2 separate regions of the Mus musculus genome follow, and region 1 is linked to region 2. A link is a loop called in an ENCODE intact Hi-C map of the cell type or tissue named here. Cell type or tissue: heart. All regions are shown on one strand. Links, peaks and the distances in the headings refer to the core of each region. The heading gives the core; the rest is flanking DNA. Region 1 overlaps Aopep (aminopeptidase O). Region 2 overlaps Aopep (aminopeptidase O).

Region 1 (8,620 bases), core at 273-8,272, 75 kb before region 2:
TCATCTAAACCACTTTGTTCTACAGCTGCCTCTCCTAGCCATCCAGGATAACTATTCTGGAGGCAGAAACAGGATGCTTGAAGGTATGGCTGCCACATGTGCCCTAAAACCATGACCTGATGAGGCCCACATTTGGAGTTTAAGGTTGAATGGCACTCAAACGCAATGAAAACAAAGTGATCCATTTAAAGGAGAGCGACAGCCCAAAGGGGGCATCCTGCATGACTTCATATAGAATGGGCCATTTGGAGACTATTTAAATGGTGTTTACTTTCAGTGAGCTGTCCTCCATGAAATAGATAGTGAATGCCTTCATTTTCTTTTTTATTCATTGCACTTGTACCCAACCCCCTCACAGGACCAGCTGTAAAACAAAGAGAACACACTGTACTTAAATTAGCCCAAAGTTTTTCCTCTGTAGAAGCCAGAAGCCCGTCATACCCCTGGATGACTTCATAGCCAGGTCTGGACTAATTAACAAGGCAGCAGAGATGGGGGCTCTGGAGACACCCAGAATTAATAGTGCTCTCGTTCTCTGACTTGAGCAGCCAAGTTTGTCCTCCCTTTCACACAGATTCTTTAACTGTGGGCTTATGAGCCCTCCTCAAACAGAGATCAGAACTTTTTTATACTGTATACCCCAATACCATTTTCTTAAATTAGAGCATATTTAGAGGCCTATTTCAATAATCTCACAAGGCTGTTGTGCCATGAGACATCTGTCTTACAAGCATGGTAGCAGCTACAATAAGACTCAAACATTTTCATCTTCAAAACAGAACTGAAAGTTTCTTTAGAGATAACTGGATTTTTGGAAGGATAACAGGACTTGAAAGGGACTAATTTTCAAGTCAAAAGAGATGATCTAAAAAGTTGGGTTTGGCTCTAGGTGCAGCTCAACTATGAGTACTCAGGCAGCACGCACAGAGCTCTGGGTGTGATGCCCACCACACTAAATACACCACAATTAGAATTCACTTCTCAAAGTAGGTACATCATAGCCTAGAAATGCTAACACCATCACCTGAGGTGCTGCTTCATTCACTGCTTGGAAAACTGTCCTCAGAACAGCTTTGGAGACTCTCTTCATAAGGAGGTAATAAGGTACAAGTGAGGAGAGGCAAAGATGACAAGGAGTCAGCCTCAGCTCGGTGGGTGACAGCCGGATACCAAGGGGATGTGAGTGTGACTTTGTATCTTACACTTGTGAAAATCTTAAATATTTGAGACGGGCATTTTTATAAAATGAAAAAATTAGAAAATCAAAGTCCTGTAGACACATTTTGGTCATATCAATTAGCAATAGTAAACTAATGTGGGTAGTCAAGTCCTGTATACCTGGTATATCACTAAAACTCCAAAGGCAGCAACCATCACACACAGCTATTTCTGCACAGGCAAGAATGCCTGATATTTAAAGAGTTAGTGGCAAAAGGTTGTTGTTAAATTGGCAGAGTCCTTGCCTTGCGTACAGGGAAATTAAATTGGTTAAATCCCATGCACGGCTTAGACAAGATATGGTGGGACACATTTGCAATGTGAGCACCTGGGAGGTAAAGGTAGGACACAAATTCAAGTTCATGATTGACTGCATAGCAAGCTTGAGGCTAGCTTGATCACCATGAGATCTTGTCTTAATTTAAAAAATAACAACAAGAATAAAAATCAATAAACAAAAACCAGTTTAAGGCCAGCCAGATACATGAGATTTTAAAAAGAAATTGTTGTTTTCTCTGAAAATTTAAAAGGGCATACAAAGTTTTCCTACTGGAAGCACTCATGTAACCTTGGAAGCTTTCTGCTGTCGGGTAGACCAACAGAGTGAAGCCCTCAGTGATGTCAGTGTGCTCTTATGTGACATATCATGTTTCTCTTCTCAGATCCAATGTAGTTCCTATCTTAAGACTATTTCTCTAGCCACAATCCCTTCTTCAGAGCTCCCTGCCCAAATTACTCCATATGGCAGTAATGCTTTGGGAAGGTCATTACAAATGCAAGCTGTATAGGAATACGTGCATTTATGAGTATATGATAACCACATTATATAAATATGAACACCACAGGAACATGTGTAAGCACTATGTACACACTGGAAGGAATGCAGGCTCCTCATTTCATTGTTCTTCCCCTCATGGTATCCTTCTCCATCCCCAGGTACTTCAGCAAACCCCAGCATTCTTTCTGTTACAACTGAGACACTGCAATTACATGACCTACTTTATGAGCTTTTGGCCCCTCTGGCAAAGCCTTGTCCACATCAGTCTTCCTCACTATTGTTCGAGGGCTGAAACTGGCATCAGGTGGGCCAATGCCCATCAGCTTTCCCTTACCAGGCCAGACAATGGCTTCACAGGCCAATGCCACCCTACACAGAGGTCTCAGGTCTCTCTCTTTGCAGGAAGTATAGCCCTGGACACAGACGACTAGGAGAGAATAACCTTCAAAGGTAAAAGAGCGCCACCTGCTGAAGCGAGAGGGGCTGTGTAGATTGTGAGCATCCCATGGTTTCAAGGCTTCCCTAAAGGAACACTGGCACCAGTCTACCAGATCTCCTAGATAGACATGACCATAATGAAGATGAGTAGCTCCCCTGAAACACAAAGGACATCAGTGGGCTGAATACCACCTTTCCAGATGGTTGGTCACAAGACAAACATTAATGCCTTGCATGCAAACATTCATGTATGTCTAATCCAAGAAAAATTTTACACCAGTGAGAATGGGCAAATAAAACATGCTGGCAGAAGCACTGTGGTCTGAGAGAGAGAGAAAAAAAAATCCTAACATACTCTGTGTATATACTAAGCAGAGCAAGGAGGCAAGCAAGCTAGTGAACAGCAAATCACAGAATGAAAGCCCTGGAAAGTGTAAGACATCATCTGAGTCCACATGAGCAATAGAAAAGCCAAACACAACCCTCACAATGTGAGGGCAGCTGTCTACTGGAAACAAGGAATACGTTCACTGTGAAGTATACTCTAAGGCACGCCCACCCCACTTCTTCATAGCATCTGCATGCAGTACCGAGGTTCTACTTCCAAAACTAGGACACTCTACCTTGCATTTCCTTTTTGTGGGCAAAGTACTTACTTGATCATAGCCACCCCTAAAGCTTTTTAATTTACTGCCTTCTCACATGGAGAGAATGTGGAGCATTCTCAACACTGCTATTTATTTTGAGCCATCAAAATAGGGTGGGGGAAGCTGGCTTTTTGTCTGGGAGAGTCTTGCTCCTTAGTCATTTTTCCTGGAATTTCCCAGTCATACGGAAGAGAATGTCAGAGAGCTGACATATTGTACAGTCCAGACAGAGAATAGCATTTTGCCCAAAGTGAAATAACGTTTATGCTCTTTACAATTGAAAAATGGGGGGGGGGGGAACCAGACAAAGATCCTAAAAAAAAATCATTAATTTGAGGAGTAGGAATATGCCAAATTAGATTTATAAAAGTAAAGCCAGGGGGCTGGAGTGACAGCTCAGAAGCTAAGAGCACACACTGCTCTTGGAGGTGCCAAGGTTGGTTGCCAGCACCCACATCCAGGGGCTCACAACTACCTAAAACCCCAGCTCCAGAGGATCTGATGCCCTCTTCTGGCCTCTGCTAGCACTACACTCAAGTAAACACAACTTAAAAATAAAATCTTGAAGAAACAAACAAAAATTACTAGAGGAAAGTGATAGCATAGTGATCTTCTTTTTAAACATGTGTGGTAGAAACCAGCAACCATGTTCATAGGGGAAGCTATGAACATGGTATTGCCTCTGTCATTAACTATGTGGTTTTAAATGCCTCTGCCAGGAGCTACTTCCATTTGATTTCATAGACCATATTCAACAGATACATTTCTGAGCCCTATTAAACACAAAGCATAGCAGGTAGAGATGGAGAGACTGGCATAGATCAATGGGTAACATTTCTGCCAAAATGGCTTCATGCTGAGGAAGGTGAGTAGGAGTTAAACAAGTTCATCTGTGGCCTTTCTGGGGAAGAAAAAAAAAAGAATAATGACTACTTAGCTAATAAAATTCTTATGATACTCATTGCCCAACAGCCCCTAACCATTAGCCTTCCTTTAAAGGACCATCAGGAGGAATGATTTCCTCATGGAACACAGACTCAGAGGGCTCTCTTCTAATTTTTGTTTCTTGCTGAATGGCTGCTACCATTTCTCTGATTAGCCCCAGATGGAGGCTGGCTCCCAACTTACTGAGAGCCTTCTCAGTAAGTCAGCTGGTGTCTGGTAAATGTGCTAATAGGGCTGATGAAGTGTCACTGTGATGGGCAGGGATGAGCTAGGCTGGGCAGGGTTGTATTGCTCATGCTTCTAGAGGTTGTATAGAGCAGAGTCAGGGACCCAGAAAGCAGGCCTACAGGGAACATCATCTCCTACCATCTACCACACACTCCTCTTGTCTGAAGTCCACAGACACAGCTGTGAATGATGCCCACACTCCATAACAACCACTCAAGTCCCATCCATGGGCTTTAGCAATATGGTTCCCTGCGTGTCTTTTGATAAACTCCAGCTCTGGGGAGAGTTCTTTCTCCTTTTCTACCTCCACTGGTCCTCGGGTTGGGCTAGTAAATGTTTTGTTATACAGGCTGGGGTGTTAGAAGTGTGAACATCAAACTTCAGTGAGCGTCTCTTTATGAAAACTTTGCCCTTACCTGGAATTCTAAAGAAGAGAAAAGGCTCACAAATGTTCCTGAAAGTGTGAACATTGTCTGTGAAAATGTTAAGTTTAATAATTTCTCAGGATTTTGTGGGGGGCTGGGTCTCACTGTACAGTCTAGCCTGACCTCAAACTCTTGTTCCTCCTACCCCAGCCTCCCAATTATTCTTAACTGTTAATGATAATCTTTAAATATACAGACTGAGAAAAGACAAATGGGGTAGAAATCAGGAAACATTTTTGGTAAAGGAGTAGAGAAAAGGTTCTGGTCCTGTGAGCCTTCCTTGCAAACACTCACCTGTGCTTGGAAGAGGCCCCAGGCAGCAGTTAAAACCCAATAAAACTTATTTACAAAACCAGGCAGTGAACAGGGCTGGTCAAAAGGCTGAAGTTTGCTGGCGTCTGAAAGCATCCAGACCTGAGTGGGTGTTAGGTCTTAGAGAGTACATATATTTAGAAAGGAGGTCAACCTGGACTGTAGAAGGATTTCTGCAGGGTAGATAAAAGCCAGCATTCCTGAGGAACCTGTGAAATGAGCTTTCCACCCCCAGGAGTCCCTCCCTGCAGCTACTCATCCTCCTTATGACTAGAATGATTTGTCCCCCTTCCTCCCTCCCTCCCTCCCTCCCTCCCTCCCTCCCTCCCTGCTCTCTCTCCCTCCCTGCTCTCTCCCTCCCTCCCTCCCTCCCTCCCTGCTCTCTCTCCCTTCCTGCTCTCTCCCTCTCTCCCTGCTCTCTCTCTCCCTCCCTGCTCTCGCCCTCCCTCCCTGCTCTCTCCCTCCCTCCCTCCCTGCTCCCTCTCCCTCCCTGCTCTCTCCCTCCCTCCCTGCTCTCTCCCTCCCTCCCTGCTCCCTCTCCCTCCCTGCTCTCTCCCTCCCTCCCTCCCTCCCTGCTCTCTCTCTCCCTCCCTGCTCTCTCCCTCCCTCCCTCCCTGCTCTCTCTCCCTCCCTGCTCTCTCCCTCCCTCCCTGCTCTCTCCCTCCCTCCCTGCTCTCTCTCTCCCTCCCTGCTCTCTCCCTCCCTCCCTCCCTGCTCTCTCTCCCTCCCTGCTCTCTCCCTCCCTCCCTGCTCTCTCACACACTCCCTGGCTGTGCTCTATCTCTTCCTATTTTTTTTTTTTAAAGATTTATTTATTTATTATATGTAAATACACTGTAGCTGTCTTCAGACACACCAGAAGAGGGCGTCAGATCTTGTTACGGATGGTTGTGAGCCACCATGTGGTTGCTGGGATTTGAACTCTGGACCTTCAGAAGAGCAGTCGGGTGCTCTTACCCACTGAGCCATCTCACCAGCCCCTCTTCCTATTTTCATGTTCTCTCCAGTTTCTCTAGCCCTGGCTATATCCAGTCTGCTTTCTTTTCTCTCTGCTCTGGACTCTCCCAGAAGCCTCTCAATATTTCCATTTTTCTTACCCACAATAAAACCCATCCCCCAAATGGAGTAGTCATGTTGGCAGTTTCTTTACTGTGCATCCTCAGTGAGGTTGTTAAATATCTCCACACTCACATGCACAGAAATGTACATGACCACACAGGGATAGGTGGGACCTTCAGTTACTGAGAAAACATTAAAATGATTATTTTTGCCTGAGGAAATGCCAAATAGATGCTGGGAAGAAGGCTCAGCATGGTCACCAGCACCCACATAAAGAGCCAAGCACATCACTAGGTACCTGTGATCCCAGTGGTGGAGCAGGGAGGAGGGGTGGGTAAAGGCAGGAGGGGATCCCTGGGGATTGCTTACCAGCCAGCCAGCCAGTCTTACCTAAATGGTGAGGTCCAGGTTCAATGAGGCACTTTTTAAAACAAAGGGCAGGAGAACTAGAGAAAGAATAGCAGGATGCAAGTAATGAGAGGGAAAAGGTGTAAAACAGGAGGTGTGTGCTTAACTGGAGTGGGAGGAGGAAGGACACATAGAAAGGAAAGGGAAAAGAAAAACAAGACTAAGAATGTCTGAAAATGCCACAAGGAACCATTTATTTACCTAGATTACACACAGTACATTAAAGTCTATGTGTATACATTTATAGTTTAAATGAAGCTATCCTACTTGGTCAGGCAATGCTGTACTCTAGAGCTGCAGCATGAAAAACCCGCTTCCAAGTTGTTGGGCAGAGTTGTTCAAGAGACTCTCAAAACATCACAGTCTATTGCTGGTACCTCCCAGAGATGGAAGCTGAGTCCCTGTTGCTGAAGACACCATGTCCTTTGAACTCAGGACCCAGAGGACATGTTTGTTTGTTGTTTGTTGTTTTTGTTTTGTTTTTTTCTGAGACAGAATTTCTCTGTGTAGCCCTGGCTGTCCTGGAATTTACTTTGTAGACCAGGCTGGCCTCGAACTCAGAAATTCACCTGCCTCTGCCTCCTGAGTGCTGGGATTAAAGGCGTGAACCACCACGCCTGGCGAGGACATGTTTTTGTGGTACCAGAGGTACCACACCAGCTTCTAGAAGAGGTAAGCAACCAAAAAAATAGTCCTATCCAGCTATGACATCTATAAGCCAAAACAATGCCTAGCATGGTACTGTAGCCCTTTCGGTGCAATATTAGCACGCATACCTTGGCAGTAACCAACAGCTCTTTTGTTAGACTTAGCATCTACTCCACAAACAGAAAATCATGCCTGGAACTGGAAGCCTAGCCAACTATATGGGCCTGGTAAAGTCATAGATCTCATAGGAGAACCTGCTGGCATCCACAGTTGAATGGAACTCTCACTTCTCAGAAAAGAAACTTCTCTTTTCAATAGATGTATACACTATAGAAAGCCACAACTGGGGCCCCCAATGGAGGAGCTAGAGAAAGTACCCAAGGAGCTAAAGGGGTCTGCAACCCTATTGGTGGAACAACAATATGAACTACCCCCTGAGCTCATGTCTCTAGCTGCATATGTAGCAGAAGATGGCCTAGCCGGCCATCATTGGGAAGAGAGGCCCCTTGGTCTTGCAAACTTTATATGCCTCAGTAAAGGGGAACACCAGGGCCAAGAAGTGGGAGTGGGTGGGTAGGGGAGGGGGGGGAAGGTATGGGGGACTTTTGGGATAGCATTATCCCAAATGTAAAATAAGAAAATACCTAATTTAAAAAATAAAATAAAACATAAGCAGAAATAAAAAAGAAAGAAAGAAAGAAAGAAAGAAAGAGAGAAAGAAAGAAAGAAAGAAAAAAGAAAGAAAGAAAGAAAGAAAGAAAGAAAGAAAGAAAGAAAGAAAGAAAGAAAGAAAGCCACAACTGGTCAAAGTGCACAGAAGGCATCATGGGATACGCAGCACCAGTAGATACATCTACAACACAGCTCCTCCAGGGGACTCAAGAGAATATTGCAGAATAGAGGCAGAAAGACTGTAAGAGCCAAATGACTAAGAAATCTGCTGTGAGATGTGTCTCCTAGAAATGATGGGAAGCTTCACCCATGATACCTCAACAAGATGACTTCCTACACAAAACCTGAAGGAGTATGACACCAATAGACATGCTAACAGAGAGGGAGGAAATCTCATAGCCTCACCCTCTCCCATAGACAAAGGAGAACAGGATTAATGACTACTGTGAGCAGGAGAAATACTCTTCCTAGGGATGGGCCTCCTCCCCACCAATTGCTTATTGCAATCCCTGAAATCATATACATAAAAATAGTACTACACAGACTGAACAGAGTGCATGCACATGTAATAATAGCAACTGGAGAAAAGGAAGTCATGGTTTCAAGAGAGAATAAAGAGGAAAACATGAGAGGGGTGGGACTAAAGAAAGGGGACAGTAATTAATTATATTTTAATTTTAAAAAGTTTTTAAATGTGAAGAACAGGTCTACACACACACACATGCACATTCACAAATGCATACACACTCATACACTACACACACACAAACACACACATTCACAAACTCACACACAGTCATACACTACATATAAACACACAAACATTTACAATCTAATACATA
Region 2 (8,620 bases), core at 247-8,246:
ATGAAGATTGGGGGGGGGGCATTTATGAAAAAGTTGGAGGAAGAATGGAAAGCCCTGAAGGGGAAAGAAACCCCACAGGGAGACCAAAATTATCAACAAACCTGAACTCCTGGAAGCTCTGAGTCTGAGCTACCAACCAAAGAACATACACGGGCTGGAACGAATTCCCCCTCCCCCGGCATATATGAAGCAGACAGGCAGCTCAGTTTTCATGGCTGCTTTGTCTGGACTCAGTGGGAGAGGATGTGCCTAATCTGGCAGACACTTGGTGTGCCAGGATGGGAGGTTACCCAGATTGGCCTCCACCCTCTCAGAGGAGAAGGGAAGAAGTTGGGGGAGAGACTCTATGAGGGAGGGACTGGAAGGGGAGCAGCATTTGGGAGGCAAATAAATACATAAATAAATAAAATTATAAAAATGCTCCCCCAGACTTCTGTACTGGGTAATCTCATTGAGGTAATTCCCCAGTTGAGGCTTCTCTTCTAAGGTGTACATAGATTTGTGCCAAAGCATATCCTCAGATGCCATGTAGGGGTATTACATCCAATTAAGACATTAATAAACAGAACTTTCAACAGAACTACTGGAAAAGCTAAAGGAAGGCACACTGAGCCATGGTCACTACCCCAGGAAACAGAAGTGCTAACTGGTACCGAAAGCTCTGGTTTCTGTTCTTTTCTCCCAACGGAATGCATGATGACTGTTGATACCAATCCATCTAAACATATAAATAGGCATTAAAACCAACAGTCCATTAACACTTGGTAATATTCAAAGACATCACTGAGCACTGAATAGTCAAAGAGCTGTTCCTGGCACCTAGGCCGCAGAAGCCAGGGGCGCTACTGCTAAACACCCTACAATACACAGGACAGTGTGACCTAGAGTCAGAAACAAACATTCCTGACACCAAGAGTCCAGATTCCATGGTGTTCTTTAAACAGTGCAGCTCATGGCCTCGTTTCTTTTCTTTCTTTGGAGGGGCCACCATGGCACGCATGTGGAGGTCAGAGGACAACTTGTAGGAGTTGGTTATGCCTTCTACTATGTGGGTCAGGGGACAACCCTGGCTGTCAGGCCTGGCAGCAAGCACCTTCACCCTCTGAACCATTTCACTGGGAGCACGGGGGCCAATTATCTATTTCTTTATTACTCACATAATAAATTAGCTTCAATTTTCCTGTTTTTTTTTTCTCATTCTTCTAACACAACTATTCTATAAAACTTAACCCCCAGTGGGATCATCCAACTTTTAACTCTCAACTAAGCCTATGGAGAACTCAACCTAAGTAAGTAACACAATCGCAAGAATGGTTGCCTCTGCATATTCAAAAATTCCAACATGAGAAGAGAGTGTTAGAATTGTGTCTGCAGTTCCTGGCCTTTCCCTTCAACAATCATTATAAACTTCACTCTATCTTCCATTCCTAACTCACTGAAGGAGCATCCATATCAGCATCCATTTGCATCTCTTAAACCCTTCCGCTGCAGTAAGGTAAGAGCTTCTGCCATTCTCTTTCTTCCCCAGCCCCCTCCCCCAACCTCGGTGTTAAGACTTGAACCCAGGGCTTCCCACCGGCCCAACAAGGGCTCTACCCCTGAGCCCACAGGAACTCATCTTCATCTCTTCCCTCCTTTCTCTTCTCAGGACAGAAGTGTCCTTTGCACCTGAGCACAGCCTGACTGTGGTTTCTGCTGTGGACAGAATCCTGTTTGGCCCTCTGGGTTCTTGAGTTATTATTCATCTAAGACCCCTGAATCCTCCACTTCAACATCCTCCCCTTCCCCAGCATTGTTTTTAATCTGAGAAGAGATTGCTACAATCTTTTGATCAAAGCCCCACAAATAAACAAAAGACTCTCTCTCCCACACCTCTCTCTGACTATTCTCTTTAGTCCACTACTCAACCCCTTTCTGCCCACTAGTCTCTGCTCACATCTTACTAGACCACTGAAGTCCCACAATGGAGGTAAATTACTTCCTCAAGAACAAATTCAGGGGGTTTTCTTGTCTTTTAATCTTGAGGAATTATGGCACTGACCAAGCTCCCTCCCTTCAAGTGTCTCTCCTCTTCTAGGATCTGTGATTACATTCTCTCCTCTATCTTTCTACCTCTGGCCTTTTCTTCCCTCACTTCTTAAATGAACTGTGACCTCTGTGTCCTATAGCTCTGGCTTCAAATCTTACTCACCGGACAGGGTGATCCCTGCTCTAAAGCTTCAAGCCTATGTCCCTGGTCCCACATTTTCCTAGTAGATGGCACTAGTGTCTACCTTGTTGCTTGAGGCAGAACTCTGGAATAAGTCCAGATTCCTCACTTACACCTAGGGCCAAAGTCAAAGCCAGGCCACTTTAATTCAATTATCTCTGAGGCCTGCCGTACCGGTTCCTTCTCTCTGCAATCTAATACAGGTCACACATCACTGCAGGAAAAATGACACCTACACGTGAGTAAACGACTTGGAGGCTCCTCTTATGGGATGGCTCACCGGAACACATCATGCTGGAATTAGTTTTTGCAGAATGGATTCATGAATACAGGCAGATAACTGAGCATCTTGGTCTTGAGATTCTCAGATGTTTAACAAAGGGTAACAGAATCTCTATCCTCCAGATATAATAGACAGTTCAGACCTCCAAATGTACAGAATACTGTGACATAGGCCTGATATTACTGGTAACAAACAAACAAACAAAAAAACAAAACAAAAACAAAAACAAAAAAACCTGATTTGCCTTTCATGCCAAAATAGAGCAAACACATCCTAATTTCCACTGCTTTCCAAAACTGGACCTTCAATTGCAAATGTCAAAGAAATAAAGTGTAAGCAAATGAAGAGCCAAGAGAAATCACAATGCAGCTGATAATAAAAACATAAATGCTACTTCACAACAATTTCTTCAGAAATCATAGAGTAACAAATTAGCAGTGAAATGAGTTTGTCAGAACCCATTGTAATGCTCATCAAGGCTAAGAACAAAAGGCTTCCTTCCACGGGGCTCTGAGTGTGGGAACTGCACAGTGTTCAAATATAAAGCTTTCAAAGAATTAAGACTCAGTTGTGGCAACGTCATCTGAATTCCCTGTGGATGTGATTGGCTCATGCAAACCAGACTTGGGTGTCCACTCGGAGTGTGGGTTGGTTCTTGCGTTGCCCAATGAATTCGGAAGTTACGTACAGTGAAAAGGAGAAGGCAGGCAAAAAGCATAGCAATTCTGTTATAAAGTCAGTATTGACCACATCTAGGGATAAATGAGCTTTGGAGCCAGAGAGCCCAACTTCAGAATCCACTTTTGCCACCTAATTTTAATTTTGTAATTTTAATAATCGACTCAATTTGCCTATGCTACAAAGCTCTTCATGTATAAAATAGAAACTAAAAAAGTTCTTATTTCATGGGCAAAGTGCCTAGAAGCATGTGTGAATGTTGTATAACAGAACAGCAGGTGATGTCATCACCACTGGCATTTTCTTTACTATTTTTAGACTCCATATCACACTACAGTCTGCGCTTCGACTCCAACTTAACTCTGTCCACCAGACACTGTGTCCACAATGCAAAACAGTATCACTTCAGTTGGCATCTCTATCCACACCGTCTGCCAGCTCAGAAACAATCACTAAGAAGTAGGCTCATGCCAATCTCAACACTCCCCAAAAGTACAGTGCATGATCTACCCATACGGTGGAATAGTATTTATCCCTTAAAAGGGATGAGAATCTGATATATGCTGCAGCACGATTAAGCTCTGAGAACATTTTGGGTGAAATAGAGCAGTCAGAAGTGGGCAGATATGGCAGGATTTCATCAACTAAGACCTCTGGAGTTAGCAGACACAGCAGGGCTGGAACAGAGGACACCTGGAGTGAGGGAGAGAGGAGGGTGGGTGGGAAGCTATCACTCAGTGTGTTCAGCATTTCTTTTGAGGATGATAAGGTTCTAGCGATAACATTGCAGAGTCACATAGTTGTGTGCATGTGCCTGGTACCACTCAACCTAAAGAACTTAAAGCAGTAATAATTTTTAGCTTATGTATTTTCTAGTTCACATACATAAAATAAAAAATAAGCATTTAAAACCCACAGAATACATCTTCAAAGCAAGTTGTAATATAAGCATGAGTCTTAACTCATTCTCAAGTTTCTAAGTAGCGACCACAGGAATCAACATTTACCTTGTAGCCAGCCTTGGTCTAAAATACCCAGCATGAATGGGGAGAGGACACAGCTTAACATTTTCATAAGAGGGATTATATCACTTTTATTTTAGATAGAAACCTGCCGTGTAACCCATAACTAGCAATGCTCCTGCCTCAGCCTTTTGAATGTAAGGATTATAAGTGTTTGCCACGATGCCTGAGTTTCATTTTCTGGGTTAAAACAATTTTTAGTCCCTTGAAAGGAGGGAAAGAAAACTGCTCTGGGGGCTATGTGTTCCTGTGGTATGTAAAAGCAGTTTTTGAAGGAGATACTAATCCTTACATGCCCATAATGACACACATACTTCTGCAGTATCTCCACCAGACAACACTGAAATAACCTTAAAATTAAGAGGAAATTCAAAAGTCCATTACACAAAAGTACAATATTTTAGGCTGGCAAAATGGCTCATCAGGTGAAGGTGCTAACCACCAAGTTGTGGCCTGAATCCAATCCCTCAAACCCACATTGTAGGAGAAAGGTGACTCCCACAAGTTGTTAGTTCTCTGAAGTCAGTATATCCAGTATCTCACAAACACTTGCATACAATCAGAAATAGGTACCTGCAATGACTAGCCCCTTTTGTGCTGTATTTTTCTTCAAGACAGGGTTTCTATATGTAGCCCTGGCTATCCTGGAACTCACTCTGTAAGCCAGAGTTGCCTCTTAGAGATTCAGCTGCCTTTCCCTCCTGAATCTGGGATTAAAACTGTGTGCCACCACTGCCTGGCTTACAAATAAACTTTCTAAAGAGTGGATGTTTCAAATCTCCTCAAGCAAAATGGTTATTGTATAGTAAAGACACAGCGAAGGAAAGTTTAACAAGTGATCACTTCCCAAATAGCAGGATCCCAGTCAAGGCAATCAATCCTCTGGTAAACACCACACATTCATTAAATGTTTTTCAAAGAACAACAGTTTCCAAATAACGAGAGTGTCATTTTCAAAAGATGGAAAGCCAAGACCAGACAACAATGTCAGAAAGTGCTTAGCTGGTCCTTGTAGGGAATCTGGTACTGCCCCAGGCTTTTCTTCACGGGAACTCACTGTGTCTTCATAACACCCATCTAAGCAATCCTATTGCTCCCAACTGACCAACAAGAAAACCGAGGTGTAGAGGGGTCAGGCACTTTGCCTAGGATTCAAGGTGCCTACTAAGCAAAAGAGCCAGGGTGTAAAATCTAGACCTCTATTGGTGCGATCTGCAGTTTCCTTATTGTGCCTTACTGTCCACTGGAGGCAATGGAAAACGATCCACAAGAAGCCCGGCAGACGGTCTTTTGCGCTCCTTAGCCCTCTGTCCATACAGTGCTCCGAGGGCAAGAGCCTCCACTCCTTCTACAGCCAGCACCACGCGCGAGATCATGCACATCCAGACGGGCCAGTGTGGCAACCGGATCGGGGCTAAGTTTTGGGAGGTGATAAGCGACGAGCATCGACCCCACTGGCAGTTACCATGGCGACAGTGACTTGCAGCTGGAGAGAATCAATGTGTACTACAATGAAGCTGCTGGCAACAAATATGTACCTTGGGCCATCCTAGTGGACCTGGAGCCTGGCACCATGGACTCCGTGAGGTCGGGACCATTCGGCCAGATCTTCAGGTCAGACAACTTTGTGCTCGGCCAGAGTGATGCAGGAAATAACTGGGCAAAGGGCCACTACAGAAAGGGGGCCGAGCTAGTGGACTCTGTCCTGGACGTGGTGAGGAAGGAATCAGAAAGCTGTGACTGTCTCCAGGGCTTCCAGCTGACCCACTTACTGGGGGGAGGCACTGGCTCAGGCATGGGGACCCTGCTCATCAGCAAGATCAGAGAGGAGTACCCAGACCGCATCATGAAGACCTTCAGCGTCATGCCCTCACCCAAGGTCTCTGACACTGTGGTGGAGCCCTATAATGTCACCCTCTGAGTGCACCAGCTGGTAGAGAACACAGATGAAACCTAGTCTATCGACAATTAGGCTCTGTAGGACATCTGCTTCCGCACCCTGAAGCTGACCACACCCACCTATGGCGATCTCAACCACCTGGTGTCAGCCACCATGAGTGAAGTGACCACCTGCCTGCGCTTCCCAGGCCAGCTGAACGCAGACCTGCACAAGCTGGCTGTGAACATGGTGCCATTCCCACGCCTGCACTTCTTCATGCCAGGCTTTGCACCTCTGACCAGCCAGGGCAGCCAACAGTACCGAGCCCTGACAGTGCCCGAGCTGACCCAGCCTATGTTCAACTCCAAGAACATGATGGCTGTCTGCGACCCTCGCCATGGCCGCTACCTGACCATGGCCATTTTCCGTGGCCGCATGTCCATGAAGGAGGTGGATGAGCAGATGCTCAACGTGCAGAACAAGAACGAACAGCAGCTACTTCGTGGAGTGGATCCCCAACAATGTCAAGACGGCCGTGTGTGACATCCCTCCTCGTGGCCTCAAGATGTCAGCCACCTTCATTGGCAATAGCATTGCTATCCAGGAGCTGTTCAAGCGCATCTCTGAGCAGTTCACTGCCATGTTCCAGCGCAAGGCTTTCCTGCACTGATACACGGGCGAGGGCATGGACGAGATGGAGTTCACCGAGGCGGAGAGCAACATGAACGACCTGGTACCAGCAGTACCAGGATGCCACGGCTGATGAGCAGGGAGCAGGGTGAGTTCGAGGAGGAGGAGGGCGGGAATAAGGCTTGAGTTCCCCAGGCCAAGCAGGTTAGGGAAAGCTGAGATGAAAGAAGGGGGTGGGGTGGGGGGCTTAATCTGTGAAAATACCTTGGCAGTTGAAGGAAGGAGAATGGTCTTAGGTTTGTGCTGGGTCTCTGGTGCTCTTCACTGTTGCCTGTCACTTTTTTTCTCTTTTTGTTATACCGATAACATCAATGTAACACTTGAGATCTTTCTGAACTCCTGTTGTAATGGCTAAAATCACATAAACCTTTGTGTCCTAACGGTGTCTTGTTTTCTTTCTCTTCCTTTCTTCCTATCAAGCTCTTTCTTATCAACTTAAATCCACCTTTCTGAACACAGAAAATTTTCTTCCTTTAGAAAAGACTGAAAGCCCAGGTGTTTCTTCTTTGGGTATGCTACTAATATAAGTTGAACCAAAAATGGCCTTACTTAATCCAACAATAAGTAAGAAACAATGGATTTTTAAATGTCCTTTGGTACACGGGGGGGGGGGGGGGGGGGGAAGCCCGGCAGACGCAAATGCAAAGCACCTGGGGAGTCAGAGACAGCAAAGGTTCTGAGGAAGTCATCACATTTCAGCACAGGCCAAGTGATGTTTGTGACTGCATACCAGAAGAAAGAAGGCAAGAAAACCACTTGATGCCTTTAATTTATTTATTGATATTTACATTACTAGAAAAAAAGGGGGGGGGGCAAACGTAAAATCACTCATTTCTTGGATCTCTGAATAGAAGGTACTTACAAAGCAACATCATTTTCCATGTATGTCACAATTAAAGATAAGGGTGCTTTCGCTCTTCTCTCTCTCTCTCTCTCTCTCTCTCTCTCTGTGTGTGTGTGTGTGTGTGTGCGCGCGCGCGCGCGTGCGCGTGCCTGTAGGAAGAAGACATGTTTCCAGATGTCTTAACTTTAAGAATATGAGAATTTACAACATATTTACAAAGTATCAAAATAGGGGCTTAAGAGGCAGCTCAGTGGGCTGGAGAGATGGCTCAGCGGTTGAGAGCACTGACCACCGACTGCTCTTCCACTGGTCCTGGTTTCAATTCCCAGCAACCACATCGTGGCTCACAACCGTCTGTAATGGGATCTGGTGTCCTCTTCTGGTGTGTCTGAAGAGAGCACTGGTGTACACATATACATAAAATAAATAAATGAATCAAGAAGAAGAAGAAGAAGAAGAAGAAGAAGAAGAAGAAGAAGAAGAAGAAGAAGAAGCAGCTGCTGCTGCTGCTTCGGCGGCATCTCAGGCTGAAAACCACCTGCTGTGTAAGCACGAGGACGCAAGTTCGGTCCCCAGAACCTGAGTGGAAAGTTTCAGGTCTGTGATTCCAGTGCTGGGGAGATAGAGGCGGGCATTTTCAAGAGTTGCTGGCTAAACCAATCTACCTGGCAAGCTCTAGGCCAGTGAGAGAACCTGTCTCAAAAACACATAAACAAAAAACGGTGGCCAGCATCTATGAAACCACAGTTGATGTTATCCCTTGTCTCCACATGCGTACACGTATTGCACACGTGCATGTGTGTGTTACACACACAATTCATATGGTCAGATGGGTGAATAAACGTATGGAATCACATATGACTAATGTAAAAAGCCTGGAATTTGACCACTGATGGTGGTTATTTTTAAAGGGGAGGAAGAGGAGAGGAGAGAGAGAGACCTTGAAGCCATGCATAACCTTGAATTTAAACTTGCCCTTTGCTTTTGGTTACTGGGAATTTTTCACCCAGTCAAT

The links. Hi-C counts contacts between places; a loop is a spot of excess contacts. Peaks named below come from ENCODE experiments on the same cell type or tissue, not always from the same donor. Only the 100,000 strongest peaks of a DNase experiment are listed, where the experiment ranks them.
Region 1: it touches region 2 in a loop (2.0-fold over the local background); 6 of 42 quality-filtered maps call a loop at or near these places.

What each region holds. Positions count from the first base shown.
Region 1 is chr13:63,040,647-63,049,266 of GRCm38, reverse strand. All of the region lies in intron 3 of Aopep (aminopeptidase O), which reads right to left. Among named protein-coding and RNA genes, the nearest start is that of Gm46422, 50 kb to the left of the region's middle. In heart, for the core only: CTCF peaks have their summits at 2,478 (motif pointing left) and 3,594 (motif pointing left); a DNase peak (open chromatin) is centred at 2,386; H3K27ac peaks cover 587 bases.
Region 2 is chr13:62,965,595-62,974,214 of GRCm38, reverse strand. All of the region lies in intron 1 of Aopep (aminopeptidase O), which reads right to left. It also overlaps the pseudogene Tubb2a-ps1. Among named protein-coding and RNA genes, the nearest start is that of Aopep, 5.0 kb to the right of the region's middle. In heart, for the core only: no CTCF peak of the experiment used is centred there; a DNase peak (open chromatin) is centred at 3,544; H3K27ac peaks cover 60 bases.